7 separate regions of the Homo sapiens genome follow, and all the other regions are linked to region 1. A link is a contact called in ENCODE Hi-C or POLR2A ChIA-PET data. All regions are on one chromosome and are shown on one strand. Each heading gives the region's core, a stretch centred on a gene start or an enhancer-like site at or near the end of the contact. The rest is flanking DNA. Distances are from core to core; before and after follow the strand shown.

Region 1 (3,711 bases), core at 281-2,780:
TTTAGGGACATTCTACAATATAACTCGCCAGTATTCTTCAAAAATGTCAAGGTCATGAAAGACAAAGAAAGGCTGGATAACTAACTGCCCTTCCAGATTAAAAGAAACTAAAGAGGCATGACAACTCAGTGCAACGTCTGATCCTGAATTGGATCCTGGGGAATAGCTATAAAGGACATTATTGGGACCATTAGCAAAATTTAAATATGGATGGAGTGTATTAAATAAAACAATTGTATCATTGTTAAAATTCCTGATTTTTGACCACTGTACTGAGATTATGCCAGATAATGTCTTTTTTTTAAGGAAACACACACATATATTTAGGATAAAGGAGTTTGATGTTGGAAACTCTAAAATGATGTAGTAAAAAAGAATATATACATTATATATGTGTGTGTGTGAATATCTATATACCGTATACTGATTTCCTTTCTTTTGGGGTATATACCATATAGATATCCACACACAATATGTATTTGTGTGTATATATACACATACACGAGAGGATATGGATATGCAGCAAAATATAACAATTTGTTATTCTAGTGGAAAAGTATATGATCTTTACGATTCTTGAAATTTATGTGTAAATTTGAAATTTAATCACAAAAAAGTTAAGAGGTTTTCAGCGACCAAATACATTATAAGAAATGGCCTGTATCCAGTGAGCACTCTTTAGCTCATTCTTTTTCTCCATCACACTTACCACTGGCAAAAATTATCCTGTGCATTTATTTAATAATACTTAACATTGTGTGCAAGGCTGTCCTAAGTGCTTTACCTGTATAACCTCTGTGGATCTTCTTACAGGTAAGGAACAAATACACAAGAAGGTTGACTAACTTGCCCAAGGCCACCCATGTGGTTTGTCTCCTGCAGTGGCACAGAACCTCAACCAAGGCAGAAACTGCCTTGTCTATTGCTCTTTCCCCAGCGACTTGGAATGGTGCCTAGCACATTACGGGTGTTCAATAAACATCTGTAGATTCAGTTAACAAACACTGGGCACCCACTAGGCCTACACTGGAATACAAAATACAGAACAAAATATTCAAAAATCTGTGCCTAAATGGGAGCTTTGGGTACTAACAGCCCCACACCCAATTAGCCTCCATCTAGGTATTTCATTTGGGTCTATCATTCCTGGGAATTAAAGCCCATTCTATCCATTTTGCAGAGGATCATTAGATAAACGGATGCTCAGGGTGGGTCAATGATTTGCACAAGATCACTGGGCTGGTAGAAGGGAAGGTCGGGATTCCAACCCAGTCCCTGAGGTTCCCAGGACAGAGCTATGAATCAAACGACCAAGACAATCACCCAGTCAGTATTTATTAGGCGCCTACTGCGGACGGTTGGTCTTCACGCAGATCAGGCGAGAAGGGATAGTGATGCGCGGGCCGCTGCGGAGACCCGGAGCCCGCCGCGGATCACGGGAATTTCGCGCCTATTTTTTGTTGGCTGGGTGTTCTCGCCAGTGATTGGGTCCCGGCAAGGCGTGCCGGTGCGCTCGGCTGCGGCTGCTCCGTCGACCTTTGCAGGACCGGGCGGTGCAGGGCTCACTCGGCTGGCGTCCCGGGGGATGGGCCACCAGGAGTCTCCGCTGGCCCGGGCGCCGGCGGGAGGTGCAGCTTATGTAAAGAGGTTATGTAAAGGGCTCAGCTGGCGCGAACACGTGGAAAGCCACGGGAGCCTAGGAGCCCAGGCTTCCCCAGCGAGCGCCGCGGCAGCAGAAGGATCCGCTACACGCCGGGCTCGGGCCGCCACCTCCCGCGCTGCTCGGTCCCGGAGGCAGCCCGGGCCCGGAGCGGACCATCCCCAGGCAGGGGCTCCAGGGGGGAAACGGGCCGCCCGGAAGTGGAGGTGCGCGGGCCAGGTAAGGGCGCCGTTGGAGGACTGAAGGCCAGCGCCGAGGCTGGAGTTACTGCCACTGCCTCCGCGCTTGGGAAGGGAAATCGGGTCCTCGGCCAGTCGCACTCCGAGAAGCCGAACTTTTCAGCCAATCCCTTCTACCCGTCGCCCTCGGGGACTTGGGTCGGTCCGCTGGGCTCCGCTAGGGCTTAATTCAATGGACTGTTTACACCCGGGCGAACACAAGGCGGGGCGCGGGGAGGAGCGTCACAGAGGGGGCCAAGCAAAGAAAAATATTTCCGCCGGCCAAATCGCGTCTCTAAGCGGTTTTCAGAAGGCGTGAAGCTTGCTGGCTCTTCTTTTTCCTATCGCTACATGACAAGCTAACAGAGAGAGCGGAGAGTTTGTGCTTTTCTTTCCGGTTCCCCCTCTGAGCTGCTGCCCAGTGGTTCGGTCTTTCCCGCTTTCCCCTCCCCTCCCCCGTTCAATCAGCGGCGGTGGCTTCCGTCTTAAAGGGGCCGCGGCGGCCGGGGGAGGAGGAGGTGGGACGCCCCGCGGCCTACGCTCCTGGCCTCCCCGCCTTGGCCTGGCCGTTTAACCGATTCTTTCGCCCGCAGGTCACAATCCAAGGTCCGGCTCCTCCGCGTCCCAGGGCCGGACGGAGGGATGAGGCAGGGGGGGCCCGGGCAGCGCCGTTGCTGCTCCCCCCGCCGCCCGCAGCCATGGAAACGGGGAAGGACGGCGCCCGCAGAGGTACACAAAGCCCGGAGCGGAAAAGGCGAAGCCCAGTGCCGCGGGCGCCCAGCACGAAGCTGAGGCCGGCGGCGGCGGCCCGGGCCATGGATCCGGTGGCGGCCGAGGCCCCGGGCGAGGCCTTCCTGGCGCGGCGACGGCCTGAGGGCGGTGGCGGGTCCGCGCGGCCGCGTTACAGCCTGTTGGCGGAGATCGGGCGCGGCAGCTACGGCGTGGTTTATGAGGCAGTGGCCGGGCGCAGCGGGGCCCGGGTGGCGGTCAAGAAGATCCGCTGCGACGCCCCCGAGAACGTGGAGCTGGCGCTGGCTGAATTCTGGGCCCTCACCAGCCTCAAGCGGCGCCACCAGAACGTCGTGCAGTTTGAGGAGTGCGTCCTGCAGCGCAATGGGTTAGCCCAGCGCATGAGTCACGGCAACAAGAGCTCGCAGCTTTACCTGCGCCTGGTGGAGACCTCGCTGAAAGGTAGGAGCACCGCGGGCCTTTCCACCCACGCAGGGCCTGGACCCCCTGCTCTCCGGACGGCTTGGCCCACACTGTTCCTGGCCTTCCTAGGCCTCAGACCTGGTCCCTGTCACCCTGTGCCCTGACACACCCTCCTTTCCTGGGCCCAGGCATTCGGCCCTCTCTTCTCAGGTCCTAAGATCAGTCCCTGGGCCTAAAGTTGGCTGGTGTTTCCATAACAAGAGCTCGTTTAAGTGCTAACCATTAACTTAATAAGTGCTCAAGAATTGCGAGCTATGGTTATTAAACGTCTTCTATTTTTAAGATCGGTTGGGGGAGTGGAGGAGGGGTCGGGTTCAGTTAGTAGCAGAACTGCGGAGCCTCCTCACCCCCGAGGGCCTCTCTCTTTCCCTCCCAAAACAAACAAAAAGAAAAAACTTGACTGGACCCACCCACACCCTCTCCCTGTCTGGTTCCAAGTTTCCTGACACCCTCCAGCTCCAACCCCCAAACTCCTGTGGCTTCCTCGTCTGCCTTTTCCTCTGAGGCCCCCGGCCCTTCATCCCAGGCAGCCGAGCAAACTGACTGTCTTCTGGCTTGGTCCTCTGAGGGGTGCAGGCTGACAACCCTCACAGGTGGCCTGAGAGCTGTCACATAACAAAG
Region 2 (3,871 bases), core at 44-2,543, 1.4 Mb before region 1:
TCCCATCTCAGCCAGGCGCCGTGCTACTATTGTGGCAACAGATAAGATGGGACGAGGTCCTCGCCCTTGTGGAGTGCACGTGAGGTCAGGAAGACAGAAAATAAAATGCAACACAAATAGATGTATAATATAATTTCTGGTGGACATAAGTGGTATCCTGAAAAACATCTCGGGCTAAGGGGAGAGCTAGAGAGGCCAGTGACTCTGACCAAGGGTGATCAAGGAGGCAGAGAGCTGAACCAGGCAGGGGAGCAGGCCCTGTGGTTGTCTGGGGAAGTGGCTCCAGGCAGTGAGGACACTAGTGTAAATACTAGGACTGAAAGTTATCGGGGGTGGCTGTAGAGGTGCTGGGTGGGGCTTAGGGATCTCATGTGCTCACCTTCCAAGGGTCGGGGGAAGGGGACACAACGTTATGTAGGCCTAACCTGACACCTGTTCTTGCGGGGCCCCCAAGTTCCTGCCAGAATCACTCCGGTATTCTTAACACCCTTCCTCAGTGGTGGAGCTGACCCTTGACCTCTCCCACTTCCCATTCAGACAAGGGCCTCCCAGCAGATATGACACACCTAGTCCCACTGTCACTGACTGTCACAGCCATGAGAGCCCACGGCTTATCTCCGGGTAGTGCGGTGGCCATGTGCTGGGCAGTGGGGCCCAGGCTGCCTGGGTGTGAATTCCAGCCGTGTCACTTTTTAAGCGCCTGATCTTAGTCAAGCCGCTGAAATCTTCCCTGCCTCAGTTCTCGTCTGCAAAAGAGCCACTATCTACCTCCTAGGGTTGGCATAGGAAACTGAGGGACTTCCTGCAGTTCCTGGACCACTGCAAGCACTAGCGTTATAAGCGTTATCATCACTACTTTAATTATCTCGCCCAATTCCCTCCTTGCTCAAGTGAGGAAACAGAGGCCCAGAGAGGCCCAGCTACTTGCTCAAGGTCACACAGCAGAGGCTGAGCTCCGGCTGGGCCCGGAACCAGTCCGTCTCGCGTCCATCGCAGCGACCTCCCTCCTCCGGCAACCTCCCTCCTCCGAAGCCCTCCCTCCGGTTGGCTGGACTCCCCGAGGCCTCACCCGGATCGTGTCCACGAGGCTCTGCACCTTGGCGGGGTCCAACACGGACGGCAGCGGCCGGATGAGCACGCTCAGCGGCACGTTGTGCACCGCGGCGATGCGGCCCGAGTGGATGCTGCCGCCCTGCGCGCCGCCGCTCGGCCCGGGCCCCTCGGGCGCCCCCCGACCCGCGCCGGCCCTGCCCAGCGTTCCTCCTGCACGCAGCCCCATCGTCGCCGCCGCCGCGGGACTCGCCGCCTCCCCCCGGCCTTAACTCCGGCCGGGCCATACCATTCCGCGCGGCCGGGGGGGGGGGCCCGTGCCAGGGCAGCGCGCGTTTCTCCCCCGACCCCGCCGCGGTCCGGCCTCGACCCCGCGGTCCCCAGCCCGACTCCGGCTCCGCTCGCCAGGTGCCGCCAGACTCGCGCGGGGCTCAGGCTCTCCACCGGGGGGCGCCTCTCGCCTCCCCTGCGCCGCGCGGCGTCCGGGGAGTGGAAACGCCCGGGCGGGCTGACTCAGGGTGAGTTTGCAGGTCGCGGGGCGGGAGGGGCGCGGGTGACGCACCGGCCGGGCCGACTTAGGCCGCGGGGGCGGGGGCGGGGGAGAGCGCGGCGGACCTGCCCAGCCAGGGTGAGTCGGCAAAGCCCGCGGTGCGCTGCTGCCCCGCTGCTGGGGTTCCTAGCCAGCGAGGTTATGATCCCCACCAGCGGTTCCACTTCCAGTCTGGCGCCGGCTGTGTCTGGAGTCGTTCCGAACATTTTGCACGTGTATTAACGTATCTGAACCTCAAAACAACCCTGCAAGGAAGGTATGACTGTTATTCCCATTTTACAGAAGAGGAGACTGAGACACAGGTTTAAGTGATGTACCCAAGATCACGGAACTAGTAAGTGGCCGAATCCGCGTTCAAATCCAGACGGTCTGGCTCCAGAGTCCGCCTTCTACCCCACCGTTGGCTGCCTTGGTTCAGCAACAGTGACTGTCACACGGAGCCCTCAGGAGTCGCGCTGACAATGGGTGGGCCCTGCCTTCAAGTTCCACACTGTCTGTTTGTGTCATTACAACACTACTGGAAGTAGGTGCAGTTATAGACCCGCTGTTCAAGGTCAGCTGAAATGAAAGTCAGGTCACACGAGTCCAAACTGTGGGGCCACTTAACCACCAACTCCAAGCAGGAAGGTGGACGATCCCAGACTCGGTCGAAGACAAGCATGTCTGGTTTGCTTGTCTTCCTTCTCAACCTGAATGGCACGAACATGGAGAAATGCATACTTACCCTGCCAGCTGGAGAAAACTGGAGACGAAGGAGGGAGCCAGGAGTTTCTACTTTGCCTTCCACCAGTTGCTGACACTTTCTGAACCCCGTCTGTAAAATGAAGTCATGCTGCCCATCACTCAAAGTTGTGTGAATTGAGAGAGTGCTCATAGTGCTCTGTGAATTGCATAACATCCATTTTGCTGTTGAAGATCATTTATTTTGGGTTCTTAGTCTCTCACAAAACCTTAGAACACTGACACCAAGACTCCAGCCTTTCCCTTTCGAAACATAATTCCCGTGCGCACCTAAATGATACTTTATTTCAAGAAGTAGAACTGACACCCACACCTCAGCCCCAGAATTATTCAGAATTAGAGAATTTCATCAAGAGGGAAGTTATCCCTTCTAAAACATCTTCCTCATTACAGGAAGTAAGAATGGCAGGATAACAGTTTCTAGAGTGGAAAAGTGGAGCTCTGGCCTGATTCTATCATCATGGTGTACCCAGGGAGGCCTCATTTCCTGGTATCAAATTCTCTGTGTTAAGATATCTATGGCCCAATTCAAAATGGCTTAAGCAATAAGAAGGTTTGTTTTCTCACATAATAAAATGTTTGGAGGTAGGTATGTCCAAGGTTGGTAAAGAGGCAGTTGAACAATGTGACCAAAGACTCCAGTTCTGGCTGGGCCCGGTGGCTCACACCTGTAATCCCAGCACTTTGGAAGGCTGAGGCAGGCGAATCACTTGAGGCCAGGAGTTCGAGACCAGCCTAGCCAACATAGTGAAACCCTGTCTCTACCAAAAGTACAAAAATTAGGCAGGCATGGTGGCGCGCGCCTGTAGTCCCAGTTACTCCAGAGGCTGAGACAGGAGAATTGCTTGAAACCGAGAGGCAGAGGTTGCAGTGAGCTGAGATCATGCCGTTGCACTACAGCCTGGGTGAGAGAGTGAGACTCTCTCAGAAAAAAAAGACCCTGGTTCTGTCTATCCTTTTGTGCCATCATCCTTGGTGTTCTGTTATCCTGCGGTGTGCCCCTCATGGTCCCAAGATGGCTACTGTAGCTCAAAACATCACATCATTACATGCGAATGTCCACAAGTGGAAGTTAGGACATCCCTTCGAGCCTCTTTTTAAGAGTGAAGAAACCTTCCCTGGCTGGATGCAGTGGCTCACACCTTCTGACCTTCCACTCCTCAAGCCCCGGAGTCAACTCTAGTCACACTGGCCTCCTTGCTGTGCCTCTTCCACAGCGAATGTGTCCTGGCCTCAGACCCTTTACATTTGCTGTTCCCTGTGCATGGAACGCTCTTCCCTCAGGTCATACATAGCATACATTACTGAGTGCTCTCCATGTGCCCAGCATGGTTTGATGCGCTTTACATATATTAACTCATGGAACCTAACAGCTTTATGAGACGAGTCTGTTATCTCCATCCCCATTTGATAGATGGGGCATCCCTGTGGGAGCTCTGCCCATTCCAGAGGTGCCAGGCCATTCACTAATGGGGGCAGGAGCCGGTGAGTAAATGCCAGTCTTGTGCTGTCACAGGTGGACGATTCAGA
Region 3 (3,835 bases), core at 1,331-3,830, 1.1 Mb after region 1:
GTGGGAGAACTGCTCGAACCCAATATGCAGAGGTTGCAGTGAGCCGGGACCACACCACTGTACTTCAGCCTGGGCAACAGAGCAAGACTCCATCTCAAAAAAAATAAATAAATAAAAGAATGAAAAAGAAAGTTATCTATGGACTTGTAATTATAGATGTCAGTTGTGATCTTTTTGTTTGTTGGTTTTTTGAGACAGGGTCTCACTCACATCACCCAGGCTAGAGTACAGTGGCACTCTTGGCTCACTGCAGCCTCGACTTCCCAGGCTCAGGTGATCCTCCCACCTCAGCCTCCTAAACAGCTGTGACTACAGGTGTGTGCCCCCAAGCCCAACTAATTTTTTGTATTTTTTGTAGAGACTGGGTTTCACCATGTTGTCTAGGCTTGTCTTGAACTCCTGGGATCAAGTGATCCACTGTGCCCAAGCTAGTTATCTTACATTACAGAACACCTACTATGTACCAGGAGCTGGGATTTAAGAATGAGAGGTGAGGCTGGGCACCGTGGCTCAAGCCTGTAATCTCAGCACTTTGGGAGGCTGAGGTGGAGGGATCTCCTGAGGTCAGGAGTTTGAGACCAGCCTGGTCAATATGGTGAAACCCCACCTCTACTAAAAGTACAAAAATTCACTGGGTGTGGTGGTGCATGTCTGTAATCCCAGCTACTCAGGAGGCTGAGGCAGGAGAATCCCTTGAACCCGGGAGTCGGAGGTTGAAGTGAGCCGAGATCGTGCCACTGCACTCAAGCCTGGGCGACAAGAGCAAGACTCCATCTCAAAACAACAACAACAACAACAACAAAACACAGTGGCTGATGCCTGTAATCCCAGCACTTAGGGAGGCCGAGGTGGGCATATCACGACGTCAGGAGTTCGAGACCAGCCTGGCCAACATGGTGAAACCCCGTCTCTACTAAAAATGCAGAAATTAGCTGGGCGTCGTGGGGGGTGCTTGTAGTCCCAGCTACTCAGGAGGCTGAGGCAGGAGAATCGCTTCAACCCAGGAGACAGAGGTTGCAGTGAGCCAAGATCATGCCATTGCACTCCAGGCCAGGTGACTAGAGCAAGACTCCGTCTCAAAAAAAAAAAAAAAAAAGAAAAAGAGAGGTGAGCAAAAACAGATATGGTTTTTACCATTAGGATTTTTAGAAGAGAAAACAGAATCACACAAATGAATATCTATTTGCAGTGCAGAGGTCAGTGCTATGCAAGCAGATGAAAGGGAGCTCAGGGAAGGTTTTCCTGAGCTGGGGCTTGAGCTGGCTAAGATCCAAGAAAGGCATCCATGTAAGGTGGGCTGTTTTTCTTCTTTTCAGGCTCCTCGGGGTAACTGATGTCCCCCAAGCCCTCCTCTGCCCCCAAATCCCCATGGCCACTCCTCTAGGGACTCTGCATAATGGTTAGTGTTTCTACTTCAATAAAAGAAAACAGGTCACCACCCAAAGCAGTGGTTCCCACACATTTTTTTTCTTTTTCAGACGCAGTTTTGCTCTTGTTGCCCAGGCTGGAGTCCGATGGCACGATCTCCGCTCACTGCAACCCCCACCTCCCGAATTCAGGCGATTCTCCTGAATCCTGAATTCTCTGAACTGGGATTACAGGCATGCACCACCATGCCCAGCTAATTTTGTACTTTTTGGTAGAGATGGGGTTTCTCCATGTTGGTCAGGCTGGTTTCAAACTCCTGACCTCGGGTGATCCACTCGCCTCAGCCTCCCAAAGTGCTGGGATTACAGGCGTGAGCCACCGGGCTTTCCCACACTTTGATGAGCATCAGAATGGCCTGAGGAGCTTGGTAAGAACTCAGACTCCCTCCCTTTCTTGTCCATGGGCAGAAGTGGCCATTCAAGAGGTACTGACACAGGGGTCCAGGCGGGGGGCAGAGGGCTGAGTCTCTGGAGGAGGGAGGTCAGATGACTTGCTGCAAAGAGAGTATCAGCAGAGGTTCAGCAGACCCACCTTTGAGAGGGCACTTCCTACTTTCTGTTGTGTTTGGAATGCAAAGATCTGGCTGAAACGGTGGCCACGGAGAAGGGGTGATAGATTTGAGAGGCTGGAGGGATGAGGAAGTGAGGAACTCTACATACTGAGCTCTCAAGCCTAGGAGTGAAAACGGGTGAGAAGTTTGGGCTTGTTTTAGGCTATGCCGAGTTTAAGTTCACAGTCGAGTGGATCATAGCTGGCGGGTAAGGCTGAAGGTGAGATCAGGATGAGGGTTTGGAAGCCCTTGCCTAGAAGGAGGCAGTTTTTTGAGACAGCATAGGAGAGCGCAAACCTCCAGGGTCACAGGGCTGCAGTCTTCTCCTTTCGGAGACCCCATTGCAGAGAAGAGCGAAAGCAGGGGCGGGGTGGGGGTGGGAGTGGTCTCTTCCGGTTCTTGAAGATAGCGTCCCTTAGGCAGGAGGGGTGGGTCACTCAGTCTCCAGGCTCGGGAGGCCCCCAGCAAATCGGACGCTGTGGGCTAGGCCGCCACCGCGAGCCCACTCGCCCGATACGCGCCTTGGGGTCCGGGTCGGCTTTCCCCGGGACCCCTGGCCGGAAACTGAGCCGTTCACTTCCGCCACCAGCCGGAAGTTTTCTGTCACTGGACGCCAAGGAGTTTTCGGTGGCTCAGCTGGGTAACCGGGGATCACCATGGCGGCCTCATTGGTGGGGAAGAAGATCGTGTTTGTAACGGGGAACGCCAAGAAGCTGGAGGAGGTGCCGGGAGGGTGTTGGGGGCTAACTGGGAGGCGGCTGGGAATAGGGCGGAGAAGGGGCTTCCGGGAGGAGGGAAGCACGTGGGAGGAGGCATGGAGAGAGAACAGAATTCAGCCCGGAAGAATGGGTCCTGACCCGGCTGTGTGGAAAAGCTGGGGCGCAAGAAGGGAGTGGCTGCAGAATCGGGGCGCCCCGGGGTTGGCGAGGGAACGAGGGTCTCGACAGATCCCGACACAGGGCTTGTGTGGTCAGCGACTGCGGGACCCGGAGGAGTAGCGGGGCTCTTAACAACCGCCCCGAAGGTCACCTATTGAAGTAGACCCCAACCCAGTGTCCCGACACTCTTCTGGGACTTATCCACATCCCGCTGCTGGGCCAGGGCTAGCAGGACCCAGAGAGGGCGTGGGACGGAGTTCCACACTGAGCAGTCCGTGCCTCACCACCGTCCTGAAATGTTCTAACCTCTTTTCGCGTGTGTGAAATGGGGATGATGCAGGACATTTGCTTCACAGCGCTATAGAGAGGAGGAGTAAAGGAGGCAGTGGATCTAAAGTTTCTGTTTGCAGGGACTTTGTGGCTAGCAAGTAACAGAAACACACAGGGAGCTCATGTAAGCCACCAGATGACTCCTGTGGGAATATAGTGTTATCGTGTCCCACAGGACCTGAAGTTCTCTCAAGAAGCTGACTTGTCCTTGTTCTCTCTGGATGCTGATCCCTATTCCTGTTCATATCTTTCCCCTTTCTTCCCTGCTGGGGGATGGAACAATGAGGCTTCTACCAGATATCAGCTCCGACTGGCTTTGCTTGAATCAAGAGTTTGCCCCTGTTCAATCAGCCATAGCCATGGAGTGGGGGTCATGTGTGGGGGATCAGGATGACACCCACTGGATATGTCTGAGGCAGACCAGTGGGGTGTAATCACTAGGGACACCTACATTTGCCTGTAGTGTAGGGAGGGACTGATGTCACTTTGGTGCCAGGACTGAGTGGCCTTCTCAGGAACCAGAGCCTTTTGCCGAAAAAAGGTTTGGGATCCTGAGGCCAGACCAGTCAGGCAGTCCACCCTGAACAGAGCCCATGCAGGACAGTGGGCATGAGACCCCAAACCTCTGGCTGAGAATATTGCCCTCACT
Region 4 (3,700 bases), core at 891-3,390, 1.3 Mb after region 1:
GGGGCAGCTAGGCCTTGGGGTTCCTTGCACTATTCCTTGTCTGAAATCAAATTTTATTCAAACCACTTGATAGAAGATTTGGAGTTCGGGTATGATCAGTAAAGTGAGCCAGCATACTTCTTTGAACATAGAATCACTACCTTTAAAAGAATAAATAAAAAGCACATGGCCATGCTACTAAAAACAAGAAAGGCAGCATTTAAGAGACAGATTCTAAGGTAGAGATGATTTTTTTCCCCCTAAAGATCTCAACAGACTCAAATCCAAATTCCTAAGCTCAAGATGATCTGGGATAAACCTCAAGTCCACACAGAGCCTAGATTTAACGGATGGCTGTTCTAAAGTATCCTATGCAATGTCTATACAAGTTCAAATACTTTCTGCTTCAGACAGTGAAACTGGCAGAAATGTTGCAAAGGATTGGAGATGCGTTACTATAAGCAGTTAAACTTGGAACTGTAAAGCCCACAAGGAATTACACTGAAGGGCAGAGCAGGAGTTCAAAAATGTCACCTGACAGATTCGAAGCAATTTAGGACTCCTAAATGCAATGTTTCATTGGTATCTACCCCCCACCTTCTCTATCCTTTATTTGTTCAACAAACATATACTGGATTCTGGGTTGTGGAAAGGAATGCAGGGAAGTAAAAAAGAAACAGGTTTCTAAGAATCAGTTTCTTGTTCTCCAATAATTTGGTCTAGTTAAAGCAAACAAACAACCCCAAAAATCAGATCAGCAAGCAAAGTTAAAACATATGCCTTAAGTACCATAACAAGAATATAAGAAAACTGTTTTAACATGTAGATTGGCAACCTCCTTTCAAGGGAACAATATATTTGCTTTGCTATGTGGCTAGAATAAGAAAAAGCAAACAACAACAAAACCCTCTCCTGTTTTAATGACAGTTTAGCAGTACCAAAGCTCATCGCTCGCATTCCCCCTCTCCCTCTCCTTCTCAAAGGTCTCTGCTGCAACCCCTCCATCATTCCAACCTCCACACTGCGCCGGCGCCCCACACCAGCTCCATCACAAACAATGCCCAGACCAACAAGATCAGCACCAAACGCATAGGGCACAGAAATCGGAAACGGATCTTCCTATATCTAAAGGGGGCGGGGAACGCTCCCCACGATCACCCCCTCCCCATACTGAGGTAGCTTGGGACTGTGTCTCTACGGTAAGGGGCCTGGCGTCCGCCGCTTTCGGAGGTTCTAGGCCTCTTTCCCCTATTTATCCAGTTTTTCCTCCTGCGTCCCTAATACCTCTACTTCCTCCCAACCCGAGCTCCCTATTGTGGAGTGAGGGGGCGTCGCGATGCAGGCTGAGGCAGGGGGAGCTGGGGAAACGCGCGACAGGGGAGATGCTGTCATTATGTACGTAGGGGGCGGGGGACACTCTTTAAGGAAGCCGTTGTCAAGGGCAAAGGCTCTAGAGACCCACGGGAGGGGGCTTTCTAGGTAATCCATTTGGGGGTTCTACACGAGGGAGCTATTGTGTGTGTGGAGGTGTGAGGTCTGTAGAGTAGCAGTTTCTGAGGGAAACATTCCCTGGGGAAGGCGAGTGAGTTATTCATAGGGAAGCCTCTGTGGGGTTCTGTGTAGAAGAATCCTTCCTGGGAGAAACGTTCTATGGGGGTGAGGACGTCATAACAGTGTCTTCACAGGGAATCGCTGTCCCTAGGGAAGCCATTGTGGGGAAACCGTTGCAGGGTTGTCTGTGGGGGAGCCATTGTGGGGAAACCGTTGCGGGGTTGTCCAAAGGGGAGCCATTGTGGGGCCTCTACAGAGGGCGCCGTTCCTGGGAAAAATTCCTCCCTGAGCCGTTCAGCAAAGAACCGTCCCGAGGAAGCCATGTCGGACCACGCCCTGCGGCGGGAGGCGTCGCCGGACCCCGACAGCCCGCATCCCCCGCCCGGCCGCCCCTCGGCTGCCTCTGCCCCGCGTACCTGACGGAGGGTGACCCGCGGCTGGAGCCGCCAGGGGACCGAGCGCGGGGCAGCCCCTGCCGGCGCGGGGGGTACACGTCCATGGCGGCGGACGACTGGCGGCGGAGGAGGACGGTGCAGCTGCGAGGGTCTCAGTTGCCCGCAGGGCGGCTCCACGCTAGCTGCGGCCGGGCGGGGCGGCAGGGCGTGCCGGGTGGGAGGGGGCGCGGCGCGCGGGCCCGGCGGGGGCGGGGGCGGGGGCGTGGAGGGGGCGCGCGCACCGAGAGCGGATGGGGGCGTTGGGAGCGGCTGGAGTTGGGGGTCGGCGCACGGCCACAGGGACCCCACTTCTTAAGCTGCGAGGCCGCCGGACCGGATGTTGGGAGCGCGTGTCCGCAGGGTGAGGGTTGCCACAGCGCCGCCCGGCCTCGTCCTCAAGCCCGGCATCATAGAGCGGGGCTCTGCGCGGCGCCCCCCGGCCACGCACACGGACGCGCCCGGGGGCGGAGCCTCTCCCAGCCCGGCCCCGCCCCTCCGCCTCTGCCCGCCCCGCCCCGCCCGACCAGCCCCGGCCTCCAGCGAAGTCTTCCGCTCCGGCGTCAGGATCCAGCGCACCTCCCCAGTACCCAGCGCACCTCCCCAGTACCCGGCTCGCTTCCCTGTTCTCCGGAACGGTGTCTTCCCGCTTCCTGGTCATCAATTCCGCACCCACCCTTCAAACATCCAATAGATTCCTAGCCGGCCTCGGGTTAGCGCAGCAGTGCGCACCCAGCCCTGCGCAGGGCATGAGCGTTAGAGGCGCACAGGATCCCAGAAGACCCCTAACCTTTACTGTTAAGATCCTAGCTCTACCGGTTTCTGCAGGGACATGTACAAGAAACTTGGGAAATACTGCACTGATAGTTGCCAGGAGTCCTGTATATACAGGACGTATTTAATGATTATTGGCCTGCGTCCTTCGTTGACCTCGTCGGAATGCCTTAAATGTCCTGTATTCATCTTTTTACACTAAATTGCAATAATTAGAGCTATTTTTCTCCCACAGTAATTGGTGCTAGATCACTTAAATTACAACACTGGCTGAAAATCCTTCCTACACTAATGAAGATTTGGACAATCCCTATGGTGTCTCCTTCAGGTTTGGCTGAGGGAAGACCAGAAGGGAGTAGGAATTTAAAGTGCTCGTCTTTCATATTCAAGAAAGGAAAATACTTTTTTAGCTCAAGTCCGGAGTCGTGAACAAATAACCACCATTATTTAGAGATAACTTCTCGTCGGTGCAGCAGCTCTGAAAATCAGCCAATCAGCGATAGCCTCACTCCGGTAACTATGCTTCTTAGTAAATCAATGACAACCCCACGCTTCTGAAAGTCAGCCAATCAGTGACCGCTCTAAGCCTCCGACAATAGCCAATCAACAAGTGCCTGACACCAGCGACCAGGCTTCCGAAAGTCAGTGGGTACTCAGCTGCCGCACTCCACTTCTGATTCGGAAAGACAGCCAATCCCTGAAGGCGAATATTTCCAAAACCATTTTTTTTTCTTTCCCAGACTGAGTCTCATTCTGTCGCCCAGGCTGGAGTGCAGTGGCGCGATCTCGGCTCACTGCAACCTCTGCCTCCCGGTTCAAGCGATTCTCCTACCTCAGCCTACCGAGTAGCTGGGATTACAGGCTCCCGCCACCACGCCTGGCTCATTTTTGTATTTTTAGTAGAGACGGGTTTTGCCATGTTGGCCAGACTGGTCTCAAACTCCTGACCTCAGTTGATCCGCCTG
Region 5 (3,701 bases), core at 56-2,555, 1.3 Mb before region 1:
CCCAGGTTGGGGTGCAGTGGCATGATCTCAGCTTACTGCATCCCCCACATCCCAGGTTCAATCTATTCTCCTGCCTCAGCCTCCTGAGTAGCTGGGATTACAGGCATGTGGCACCACGCCTGGCTAATTTTTGTATTTTTAGTAGAGACGAGGTTTCACCACGTTGGCCAGGCTGGTCTTGAACTCCTGACTTCAGGTGATCTGGTCGCCTCAGCCTCCCAAAGTGCTGGGATTACAGGTGTGAGCCACTGCTCCTGGTAGCTACTTCACTTTTAATGGCTGCATAATATTCCTCATCAGAAAGTGGGAAAAATTAGGCTAGGTGGCGTGGCTCATGCCTGTAATCCTAGTACTTTGGGAGGCTGAGTTGGTAGAATTGCTAGAGCTCAGGAGTTTAAGATCAGTCTGGGCAACATGGCAAAACCCCATCCCTACAAAAAATACAGAAAATACCGGGTGTGGTGGTGCACACCTGTAGTCCCAGCTACTTGGGAGGCTGAGGTGGGAAGATTGCTTGACCCCAGGAGATTGAGGCTGCTGTGAGCTGAGATCCTGCCACTGCACTCCAGCCTGGGCGACAGAGTGAGACTCCATCTCAAAAAAAAAAAAAAAAAAAGAAAAGAAAAAGATAAAGAAATAAATAAAGTGTTAATAATTAAAAGTACTTTTAGAGGGTTATGTCATAAGCCTTGACAAGACTTGTTCTGTAAAGCTACCCGGCATGCAAAAAGCTCAATTAAGTTAGCTCCTCCACAGGATGGAATTATATAACCAATCCCTTTCAAGAGGCATTGAAGTTGTTTCCATTATTTTGCTATGATGAATAAGGCTGAGCAATATTAATCTTTGCTCATATCTTTGGTCATTTCCTTTGTAAATTTCGGGACTGCTGGGTATGCACATTTTAAAATTAACTCACTCATCATCATGCAGTTAGGAGAACAGAGAAAGGAAGGGGCTTGCACCGGGTCACATAGGGAGTTAGCGTCAAAGTCAGGACTAGGAACCAGCCAGGGCCCTCTAACTGGAGCTCTTCCAGCTGGGGTCCTAGAGGAAGTCCCAGCTGGCCGCGGGAGGGAGGAGGAGGAAGGGAAAGAACCAGGCGCCGGGGCTGAAGCGGCGGCAGGAAGAAGGTGGGGCCGGCTGGGAGGAGCGGGCGGAGCTGCTGAGCAGCGCCTCTCCTTCGGGCGGGGGAAGCTAAGCGGTCGCCTGGCAACCCTGGCGGCGCGCCGTTCGAACGGAAGCGAGGAACCAATCAGGAAGTCCGGGGCGAACCATTCTGGTGTGAAGGGGGGCGGCGTGCTCACTTCCCCTTCCACGGCGCCCCAGGGACTTTCCCTGCGGTGGGGGCCTTCGACAGTGAGGGCCACCCGCTCAGCTCGACCGCGGAGGGCAGCTCCAAAGGGGACCCCAAAGGTGCCCACGCGGGGCTGGGGCCTCCTGGGCGTCGTTGGGAGCGGCCACTACCGGCCCGGGTCCGAGCTGTCAGCCTCTCCAAAGCCTGCGCGAGAGGAGCCGGGACACGCCTAGCGCGGGCTCCAGGTGAGGGCGCGGGTGGGTCCGGGTGCGACCCCGGGTCTGGGGGCCCCGTTCCCCGAGCGTCTGCTGTCTGCTTTCTCCCCGCGTCGTACCTGCGTGTCATTTCACAGATGAGGACTCTGAGGCTCAGAGAGGCAAGTGTCCCGGCCCGGCGAGCTCTGGCGGAGAATCCAGTTCAAGTCTTTCTGCCCCACCTCGCAGCCCCCTAGTCTAGTCACATCTGGACTTGCCTTGAGAGGCCCAGACGGGCAACTGGTAGTCATTTTCCCAGCGTTTTATCGGCAGGGACCTGTAGACCCCTGGCTGGATCACATATCCCCGCGCCCCACACTGTCCTCGGGATACCCCCTTTGGGCGTCTGTCTTTCCTTCTCCGCAGTCCGGGGTTGGACTCGGCTCATTTGGCGCCTTTCTGTCTACGGGGACAGAGGACCACTCTTTGGGGATCGGACGGGACTGACATTTCTGGGCTGGATGCAGGGGCAGCAGATTCTCCAGCCCCCAGAGCCGCTGCTGGCCTCTTGGGAATCATCCCCAGTTTGGGGAAGGGAATAGAGCCAGTCCCTAAACCAAAGCCACTAGTCACCAGAGACTTTGGAATTGGGAGTGGGGCCGGAATCCCCCCAGGTGGAGCAGCTGACCTAGGCCAGACCCTGCTGTGTCTCCTGGGGACACCCCCTGCCCCCTAGGTTGCTATTGTCAGTCTCCTTTTGTAGGTGGGGAAACGGAGGTTCTAAGAAGTTAAGCCCCTTTTCGAAGTCACAGTCAGACAATGCAGTGGTTAGCTCCTAGTCCCTCTGGCTTCAATCTTAGAATCCTTGACACACAGAATCATGCATTTTGAGAGTCTTCAATCTCTTCATAAGGGAGTTACATATCCTCTCTCCTCTGGAGCCTGCCCCTGGCTTTGGGGGACAGGATCTCCGAGGACTCAGAAAGAAAACAAGGCTTTCTTTTATTCTTTCAACAAATATTATTTATTGACTTCATAAGCCCTGCTCTGGTTCTTGCATGTTTTGGTTTTTTTACTTATTAGCAAATGTATCATCTTCTCCCACTGTGATGCAAGGCAGGGGCTGAGGCAATTGAGCCAGTGCAAAATTTAGGGATGCCCAAAACCTCAGTAATCAAGACTGAAACTAACGTTCATGGACCATTTGTGTGTTCTGCAGGCAGGAGGTTAACTCACACAGCCTTCATGAAGTGCAGTCCTCCCATCTCTCTCTCTCTCTCTCTCTCTCTCTCTCTCTCTCTATATATATATATACACACACACATATATACACACACACATATATGTATATATATGTATGTGTGTATATATGTATATATGTGTATATATATGCATATTTATAAATCATGAAACCACTGCCCTGTCCCTGAGTTGCTCTGTGACATTGAGTAAGTTTCTTCAGTCTCTGGGCTGAGCTAAGAAGTCATGATGGTGCACTCAGGCCTGGGCAGAGGGCAGTCTAGGATAGGAAGTGGGCTTGGCTGTGGATCTGCCTCCCCCTCCCCTTTCTAATCCTGCGTGCCAGGCCCTTCCCCAAGACCTTGCATGTGTTATCTTCCATTCTGTCCTCACTGCAAAATCCTTCATCCCCATTTTGCAACCTCAAGTGCAGACCTAGGCCTAGAAGATCAACTTGGTATCAGTGGGCCTAGATGTCCACATCCACACCCATTCCACAGCCTACTCCCTTCTCCCTTCCTAATGTTAGTGCAAGGCCACCCTGAGCAAGGCTGACTCCTGGGCAGGCCAGGGCACCAGCGTCTGGGAGGCCTCCAGAAATAGCTCAGGGCCTGGTGTGGCTCTGGAGGTGGCCCAGCTGGGTGTCCCTGACCTGGACAGCTGGGCTGAAATTGAGCTGGGGCTGCCCTGCTGGCTGGCCCCTTGCCACTGCCTGGAGCCTTCCCAATCTCCTCTGGGGCAGGCAAGGGCCTCCCCAAATCTAGGCCAGGCTTCTGCTGAAGGGAAAGAAAGAAGCAGGTGGGAGGAAGGGGGCGGGTTGGGTGTAGAATGTCATGAAAATTATAACCTTTGGAAACCACACCTCCCACCCCCTCACCAAAGAATAAAAATCACTAACACCTCTTGAGCATTTACTATGTTCTAAGTACTTTACAAGTATGAACTCATTTAATTCCCTCAACTCTGTGATA
Region 6 (3,430 bases), core at 73-2,572, 1.6 Mb before region 1:
CTGTCGCCCAGGCTGGAGTGCAGTGGCGGATCTCAGCTCACTGCCACCTCCGCCTCCCAGGTTCAAGCGATTCTCCTGCCTTAGCCTCCCGAGTAGCTGGGATTACAGGCGCGCGCCACCAAGCCCGGCTGATATTTGCATTTTTAGTACAGACGGGGTTTCACCGTGTTGGTCAGGCTGGTCTCGAACTCCTGACCTCGTGATCCACCCGCCTCGGCCTCCCAGAGTGCTGGGATTACAGGCGTGAGCCACACGCCCGGCCTCTCTTCTTAGTTTTCATTTCCTCTCCCCATGTCCCATTCTCGTAGAATTAAACAGCTGAAAAGTAATCAAGTCTTCCCAAATAATTTGCCACCTTCTTTTCAAAACTCTTTCCTCCACACAAAGCAATAGCCAAGATGCAACTTCTCCTGACCCTGACTCTGCTTCCCCAAAACAAACTACAGAAGCTCCACCCATCACCTGCTTAATCTAGCAATGTTCCAACACTGCAAAAAACACACAACGAAAAACAAAATTGAAAAGTCCTACTCTTTCAAAAGGTCACCAACATATGTATACCCTTAGCCAAGCTTTCTCTCCATACCTCTTTTTCTATCCAGGCTCCTAACTAGTCCTTAACTCCAACTCCAGACGTTCTGCCCCACGTCTTGGTCCCTTCCCCCTTTCGCCCCAGCAACCCCGCCTGGGGTTCTCTCCACCTCGCACCCACTCTGCAGGTGGGAAGCTCAGCCCCGCCCAGAGGGACCCTAAGAAGGCCCCTACTCCAGCTGCCCAGTTTCGCGGGAGGGTTCACTGCACACTACCCAGCAGGCACCACTCCCTCCGCACCCTCCCCCAGCACCCCCCTGCGGCCCCACCCCTCAAGTTCCCTTCCCCCTCTGACGACCCCCTCCTCCAAGTTGTCCCCTAGTCCCCACCCAGTTCAGTCCTCTCCTCTGCAATAAGCTGGACTCCGGCAGCCGGTTCCCACCCTCACATCGGCCTCTGCCCCCAAACCTCGCCCTCCGCCCTGAGGGGTGGCCCCTGGGCCTCCCCGATGGGCTGCAGGGGCCTCGCTTGGTTTATGTGTGAAGGTGGGGGCAGGGGAAGGCGACGGGCCGCTCAGGAGTCTGCTGGAAGCGTGAGGGTCGGCCGCGCTCCGCTGCCCTATCCTGGGCCCACCCCACCCGCCAACGACCTCGCCTGGCTGCTCCCTAGGTACCTGTGGTGGAAGCGGCAGCGGCGGCGGCCGCTCTCCCCTCTGCTCACACAGACAATATGGCGGCGATGGAGGAGGAGACACACGGCTCGGCCGCCAGCCGCAGGGACCAGAGCGAGGCTGCAGCCGCTGCTGCCGGAAGCGGAAACCCCCTCCTACCAGGAGGCGGGGCGAGACAGCTTCCGACTCCGCCCCCAGAGGAATCTCTCTGAATGCGGCCATGCTGGGATGTCCTATTGTAACCTTAGGGATTCAGTTCTGGCCTAGGGTGCAAAATGGAAGGAATCCCCAACGCAAAGCAGAATAAGGAGACTTGCAATAGTTAAGCGCATTTTATTTCAATAGTGTTAACAAGTGACAACAGAGAGAACACGAACCTCCCATTAGGTGAACAGTTGGTTTGACCCAAGTTAAGATGGCGGTACCCAGGTTTCCCACACTTCACCCAGCTGGCCCCCCTTTCTTGAAAAGAACCATGCGCGACCTGCAGAGCTGTAGAGCCAAGCATTCTGGGAGCTGAAGTCTCTTTTGCTCTGACCCCTCGTTTTAAATTAGGGTTTCAGCAACACTTTCTATTCAAACTTGGAGTTCGGAAGAAGTGAATGAAAGTTGGACCCTAGGAAGGGCATGGCGCAGGAGTCTGAGAAGTGAGGATACTAGCTCTCAAGAGACCAAGGCCCAATTCCTTCCTCCTACAGGAGTCCTGCCAAGAGCTGTGCGTCCAAAATACAGTGTTTTTTTTTCCTTCTATCTGCCTCCCACCCCTGCTCTCCTTGCCCGAGCTACCTCCCCAAAACAGCCACAAAGCACTTTCTACCATGCAGAGCTCATCATGGTCTCCCTATGGTCAAAAATCTCCCATGGACCTCTTTATGCACCAAAGATAGCCCAAACTCTTCACTTGACATTCAGAGTCCTCCATAATTTGGCCAAACCCTCCTTTCCAGCCTCCTATTCTGCCACTCTCTTCTCAAATTCCGGAAGATTCCACCCACAAGACTGCAAACAATTCCTGGAACTTAGCTGTGTTGCCTCCCTCCCTTTACACTGGCAGTTACTTCTCTTACTGTCACCTCATGGACTGGATAATTTCTGTATGCCGATTGAACTAATTCAGGGATCCTTTCCTCTAGGGGTCTCCTCTCTGTTTAACTCCCTCCAACCCAGACACTATCAGTCAGTAACCTGAGGACCTCAGTCTGTCTCCTCCATCAGACTGGGAGCCCCCAGTGGACAGGGCTCCATCTGATGATCAACCTCTCCTTTGCAGGCCCTGATAAAAGCTGAAGCGTCTAAGAGTTGCTGAAAGGAGTTCAAGTATTAGTCTCACCTCTGGTGGGACAGAGGTGTGAGCACTGGAACGAGGGTGAGGAGGCCAGGTTCTTTCAGTACCAACCATTATCCCTAACTGTCTCAGAATAGCTGGTTGTCTCAGGAATGGGCCTCTCCACCCTCCACAGCCCTGCCTTCACAGTTTGTCAGCTGACTAGCACCTCTGCTCCCAAAGAGGCACCTCTTCCCCATGTGGGGTTAGGGCTGGTGGTGGCTGCAGACTTATAGTGATGGCCTCAGGGAGGTGGCTGTGGCCTTCTCTGGACCTCATCTGCTAGACAGCTTGTGACATCTGATCCCAATTGCCTGGGAACCCACAACAGTTTTTCTCTCAGTGTCCTGTAACTGGGCCTCAATTTCCCCACTTGTGGACTGAGGAGGTTATACAAGATAATCCCAAAGTTTCTGGGAAGCCATCTTCCAGGAAATGATACCCTTCTACCTACCTCTCGAACGTATCTTTTTGGCTCTTGTGGCTTTGTTTTTCCCAACTGTATTCACATTTGTTTAACTCACAACAATTCATCATTTGCTATGAGCCAGACACTGTGCTAGGTACTGGGGATGTGTTATGAGGAAGACATACACCAGTTGCTCACTGGTGGAGCTTACCTTCTAAAGTGAGAAGCAAGTAATGCACAGGTAAACAAATGCATAAACAAAGTAATTTCAGGTAGCAATAAGTGCTACGAAAGGAAAAGATAAGTAGCTGTGAAGTATAGAGCTTTAGCTTGAGTGGTTCAGAAGGTCCCTTTGAGAAGGAAACAGTAAGTGCAAACGTCCCAAGGCAGGAAAGAGCATCACAAGTTTGAAGAAGGAGGCCATGGTGGCTGAAGCACTGCAAATAAAGGGAAGAAGAGGAAGAAATATGGTGGGAGAGGTGGGCAGGGCATTCAG
Region 7 (3,748 bases), core at 386-2,885, 1.7 Mb after region 1:
CTCCTACCCCAGCCTGGGGCTCAGTCCTGGCTCAAGCACTCAGTCCAGCAGAAGCACTGTGTAGCCTCCCATTAAAGCTCACGCCTGTGAAAAGAACAGCCATTGAGGCCTTGAGATGGGGCCACACTGACCCGCTGACTCTCAGGACTGGACACAGCAGAGGCCACACATACTCAGAACAAAGCCTGGAAAGGCAAGGCTGGAGGTCAGTAGTTGTGGCAGCTTCACATCAACTCAGCTTTAATGTGATTTAATTTCCTTCTCCCTCCAGTGGGCCAAAGGTGCAAAGATAAGTATGGCTGTTCTCTCTCCTTCTAACAGTGAGGTGCTGGGGGTGGGGGTGGGGGAATATGGAGAAGGGACCCTCACCACCCACACCTTCCTGCCTCCCCAACAAGTGCTGCCCTCCTCTGCCCAGCATTCTCCCCACTTTGCCCTCAGCTAGTGGGTGCTTAGCCTCCAGATAGCATGCCCCACCTAGGCCCTGCCCTGGGCCTGTGATCCAGAGGTCCCAAGAAGCAGAGGCCAGGCTGGATCCAGGGGGTCAGCCAAGGTGAGGGTGGGAGCACACAGGATTATCTCCCAGGGACAGGGCTGCTGCCTCGTAGCTCAGGATGGATAGAATGTGGGGGGATATCCAGCTACATTTTCCCTCCACAAAAGACCAGAATGGGAGAGGGATGGGGTGCTGCCCCGACTTTCTTCAACTCCCCGGAGCAGAAAAATGCCCTACCTCCACTTTCCAGTGCCAAGATTCAAGAAGAAAGGCAAGCGGAGACTTCCCTTTCTCAGTCCCTGCTTACTAATGGAAACACGGGTCCAGAACCTAAATCCAGTCCCTCCTCCTTCATACCACCGGGAGGGAGGTGCAGCCCAAGCCCCCGAGGCCCCAAGGGTCCAGGTGTAGGACCCTTTATCCTCTCCGGCAGCCATCCCTGTGGGTGTGGCACCCCCGCCACACCCCATTCTTGTCATCTCAGGGGGAGGGGGGAAATGTAATCGGACATCCCCCCCATCCAATCCATCCTGAGCTGCGAGGCGGCGGCTCTGTCCCTCGGAGATAATCCTGTGCACTCCCCACCTTCACTCACCTCGGCTGACGCAGGAGTCTCCGGAGCCCGCACTCCCAGACATCACTGCCCTCCTTCCTGAGGGTGCTGAGGCTCGGAGGCTCAGAGATGCTACTGGTCCAAGGTCATGCAGCGAGGCAGCGGCAATGAACAGGGTCGTGGGGAGGAGGGGGCGCTGACCCCATTACGCCCCCGCCCTCACTACCGCACTCATGCCCCCGGACAATCGCTTCGCGGAAAACACCCCAGCTGCACCAGCTAACGGTCACTGCGCCCCGGGAACCTGACATCACTCTAGTTCAGGTGCTGGGGAGTCCTCCAGGCCCGGCCCCGACAGCGGAGCCCCCCACCCCAGCCCTGCCATCACGGCCGCTGGGGTCCCAGGCACTGACTGCTCAGGACAGGGCCGGGACCGGGAGGGGACCTCGGCGAACGGGAAGGAACCGGGAGGCAGGGAGCAGAGGGGTGGCCTCACCTTGCGGGGTGCACCCCGGGGCCGGGGAGGGCAGGGACGACCACTGCAGCGGCGGCGGCTGCAGGAGCTCAACGCCGAGCACGAGGAAGGGAGCCCCGCGCCGCGGCCGCCCTCCCGTCGGCACGCCCCCGCCTCCGCCCATTGGTTGATCTGGGAGGGTGGGGCGAGGGACGCTCCGGACCAATGAGCGGGCTCCAAAGAACGGCCAACTGGCGAGGGCCGCCTACGTCACGTGCCAGGGTCGCCGAGGCAGCGCCCTGCTAGTCCGCGCCTGCCGGGCGAGCTCTCGCGAGGAAGACGGGCAGGCGGCCCAACTAGGCCAGGGGCCAGAACCGACCACTCGAAGAGGGAGAAGGAGGGCCTCGGATAGGCCCCGCCCCCGCTCCTTCTTCCGCCTGGGGGATAGCGCCTCTAGCCTTGAACCTTGCTTAGGACGCACCTCCCTTGGGCCCTTCGCTCTCGGGAGGGCTGTCGGGCGCGTCTCGGGGCTGGGTGGAGCTCCCGAAGGTGGCCTTTCTCCCTGGGCTTCCACGCCGGCTTCGGCCATCGATACGGGCCGTGTTGGTCTCGTTCAGGAGCTGAGGAACCCTCCATCACTCCTGTTTCGACCCCAGGGTTTGGACCTCTTCCCCTTCCACCCCATCCCCTGTCTCGAAAGAAGCAACCCCCGTGCGGGCCCGAGACGCGTCCCGGGTGCCTGGCCCGGCCTGGAGAAGCATCAGAACAAAGAAGGCACGCGGGCTGGGGGCTGGGAGAGCCTGTGACGCGCCCCCGGGGACCGCAGCCTCTGCTCCCGGTCTCCATGGAGGCGGTCGCCATGGCAGCGAGATGCGCCTCGCTCAGCACCGCGGGGTGGGATGTGGGCGCCTGCAATGAGCCGAGGAGCGAGAGGCGTGGCCCTCCGGTCTGCGGGGGTTCTTGCCGGTGCTCTCCGCCCGCCGGTTCGCGAACACCCCACCTATACTTCGCCCGTGGGGACGGATTCCCCAAAGTGCCCTCAGTAAGCCGTCCGGAGCACGCAGCGCCTTGCTTCCAACGGAACTAGAGAGACGGCCTGGGCGGCCGAAGGCCAGCCTCCCTTCAGCAGGGCCGGGGTCGCTGCCTTAAAGGAGCCCTCAAGTCTGCCACCCTGTGGCCCATAACCTGTCTGCTGATCTCCAGTCTGCACACTGTTGGCAAATTAATCTTTCTGAGCTCTTGTTTTCATCGCGTCCCTCTCCTGCTCCAAAGCCCTCTGGGACTGCCTCCAGTAGCGCTTCACAAACTTCAGCAGCACTTTGGGTGACTCATGTGCCCTCGCGTTTGAGAGACAGCGCTTACATTGAGAGCTTTTCACATTCTGATCTCAGCCCATCCACTCCTGCCCACTCTACCCACTCCCACCACACTACCTTTAGACCTTGTCTTGAAAGTCTAAAGTTGGCAGACGGTGGGCCCAAAGTGGCCCGTAGGTGTATTTTGTTTAGCTCACATGGGGCTTTTTAAAAGAAGTCCTTCCCCCTCCTGCCTCCTCCGCCTCTTTCTGGAATCAGGAATCTGGTTTCGTGGCTTTTGAAATATCAGAAGATCTGACAACATGGGCTCACTTTCCAGCCTGGCATTACAAGCCCCTTTAAGAGCACATAAATTTACCATAGTCCCCGCTAATCCCTGTTTCTCACGGTTAGTTACCTTCTGGGTCTGTGCAGACATTTGTGATCCCCTCCCCCTCATTATCCCACCTTCCAACCTGGAAGGCCCTCCCCGCTCTCTTCTCATAGCCAAAATTCAAGCCCTCTTCAACCAAGATAAGTTTTGCCTATTTATTTATTTATTTATTTTTGAGACAGAGTCTCACTCTGTCGCCCAGGCTTGAGTTCAGTGGTGCCATCTCGGCTGACTACAGCCTCCACCCCCTCCCCCGCCGGGTTCAAGCCATTCTCCTGCCTCAGCCTCCCAAGTAGCTGGGATTCTAGGTGCGCGCCACCACACCCAGGGCTAATTTTTGTATTTTTAGTGGAGACAGGGTTTCACCATGTTGGTCAGGTGGGTCTCAAACTCCTAGCCTCAAGTGATCTGCCTGCCTCAGCCTCCCAAAGTGCTGGGATTACAGGCATGAGCCACCGCGCCTGGCCCAAGCCTGCCTTTTTCAAAAGTCTTTCTAGCCAACTTCTCAAAACCATCTCTGGTGTGGGCTCTCTCAAACACAAACTGGCTGCTAACT

Evidence for each region. A loop is a pair of places that touch in the nucleus more often than their neighbours do. ChIA-PET counts read pairs that join two places held with the same protein, here RNA polymerase II (POLR2A). Pooled maps may share reads with other maps.
Region 2: a loop to region 1 is called in a pooled map, with 17 times the contacts of the local background. The contact joins the promoter of SRXN1 here to the promoter of STK35 in region 1. A Hi-C loop is called at or near these places in 2 of 37 single-sample maps with no recorded cell type and 10 of 50 pooled maps.
Region 3: a pooled map shows a loop between it and region 1 (6-fold over the local background). The contact joins the promoter of ITPA here to the promoter of STK35 in region 1. A Hi-C loop is called at or near these places in 1 of 37 single-sample maps with no recorded cell type and 8 of 50 pooled maps. POLR2A ChIA-PET finds 5 or more read pairs at or near these places in 1 of 52 experiments (HEK293).
Region 4: a map of gastrocnemius medialis shows a loop between it and region 1 (10-fold over the local background). The contact joins the promoter of DNAAF9 here to the promoter of STK35 in region 1. A Hi-C loop is called at or near these places in 2 of 168 maps with a recorded cell type or tissue (gastrocnemius medialis and naive thymus-derived CD4-positive, alpha-beta T cell) and 10 of 50 pooled maps.
Region 5: a map of B cell shows a loop between it and region 1 (19-fold over the local background). The contact joins the promoter of FAM110A here to the promoter of STK35 in region 1. A Hi-C loop is called at or near these places in 8 of 168 maps with a recorded cell type or tissue (B cell, CD4-positive, alpha-beta T cell, CD8-positive, alpha-beta T cell and 3 more), 9 of 37 single-sample maps with no recorded cell type and 19 of 50 pooled maps. POLR2A ChIA-PET finds 5 or more read pairs at or near these places in 4 of 52 experiments (CD4-positive, alpha-beta T cell, Panc1, activated CD4-positive, alpha-beta T cell and 1 more).
Region 6: a loop to region 1 is called in a map of CD8-positive, alpha-beta T cell, with 17 times the contacts of the local background. The contact joins the promoter of CSNK2A1 here to the promoter of STK35 in region 1. A Hi-C loop is called at or near these places in 3 of 168 maps with a recorded cell type or tissue (CD8-positive, alpha-beta T cell, ascending aorta and naive thymus-derived CD4-positive, alpha-beta T cell), 4 of 37 single-sample maps with no recorded cell type and 17 of 50 pooled maps.
Region 7: a map of CD8-positive, alpha-beta T cell shows a loop between it and region 1 (24-fold over the local background). The contact joins the promoter of ADISSP here to the promoter of STK35 in region 1. A Hi-C loop is called at or near these places in 1 of 168 maps with a recorded cell type or tissue (CD8-positive, alpha-beta T cell), 2 of 37 single-sample maps with no recorded cell type and 6 of 50 pooled maps.

The regions. Positions count from the first base shown.
Region 1 is chr20:2,100,297-2,104,007 of GRCh38, forward strand. It overlaps STK35 (serine/threonine kinase 35), which reads left to right and starts at 1,531. Exons shown (of 4, transcript NM_080836.4): 1 at 1,531-1,879; 2 at 2,472-3,069. The coding sequence starts at 1,586. RefSeq lists silencers at 1,417-1,606, 1,707-1,996, 2,007-2,056, 2,347-2,876, 2,897-2,946 and an enhancer at 2,292-3,260.
Region 2 is chr20:651,907-655,777 of GRCh38, forward strand. It overlaps SRXN1 (sulfiredoxin 1), which reads right to left and starts at 1,294. Exons shown (of 2, transcript NM_080725.3): 1 at 1,070-1,294. The coding sequence starts at 1,279. It overlaps LOC107985423 (a long non-coding RNA gene), which reads left to right and starts at 1,047. Exons shown (of 2, transcript XR_001754452.2): 1 at 1,047-1,568; 2 at 1,883-3,871. RefSeq lists a silencer at 1,172-1,731.
Region 3 is chr20:3,206,918-3,210,752 of GRCh38, forward strand. It overlaps ITPA (inosine triphosphatase), which reads left to right and starts at 2,581. Exons shown (of 8, transcript NM_033453.4): 1 at 2,581-2,700. The coding sequence starts at 2,635. RefSeq lists enhancers at 2,176-2,824, 2,707-2,776.
Region 4 is chr20:3,405,529-3,409,228 of GRCh38, forward strand. It overlaps DNAAF9 (dynein axonemal assembly factor 9), which reads right to left and starts at 2,141. Exons shown (of 37, transcript NM_001009984.3): 1 at 1,947-2,141. The coding sequence starts at 2,029. RefSeq lists silencers at 1,805-1,884, 1,945-2,184, 2,225-2,474 and enhancers at 2,465-2,664, 3,041-3,542.
Region 5 is chr20:832,410-836,110 of GRCh38, forward strand. FAM110A (family with sequence similarity 110 member A) reads left to right here and starts at 1,306. Exons shown (of 2, transcript NM_001042353.3): 1 at 1,306-1,542. RefSeq lists a silencer at 1,557-1,706 and an enhancer at 3,223-3,322.
Region 6 is chr20:542,468-545,897 of GRCh38, forward strand. CSNK2A1 (casein kinase 2 alpha 1) reads right to left here and starts at 1,323. Exons shown (of 14, transcript NM_177559.3): 1 at 1,205-1,323. RefSeq lists enhancers at 1-336, 1,030-1,723, 1,209-1,358, 1,379-1,458, 1,569-1,618 and 1 more and a silencer at 829-888.
Region 7 is chr20:3,766,118-3,769,865 of GRCh38, forward strand. It overlaps ADISSP (adipose secreted signaling protein), which reads right to left and starts at 1,636. Exons shown (of 6, transcript NM_001258429.2): 1 at 1,546-1,636. RefSeq lists enhancers at 781-1,545, 1,673-2,259, 2,921-2,970 and a silencer at 1,531-1,770.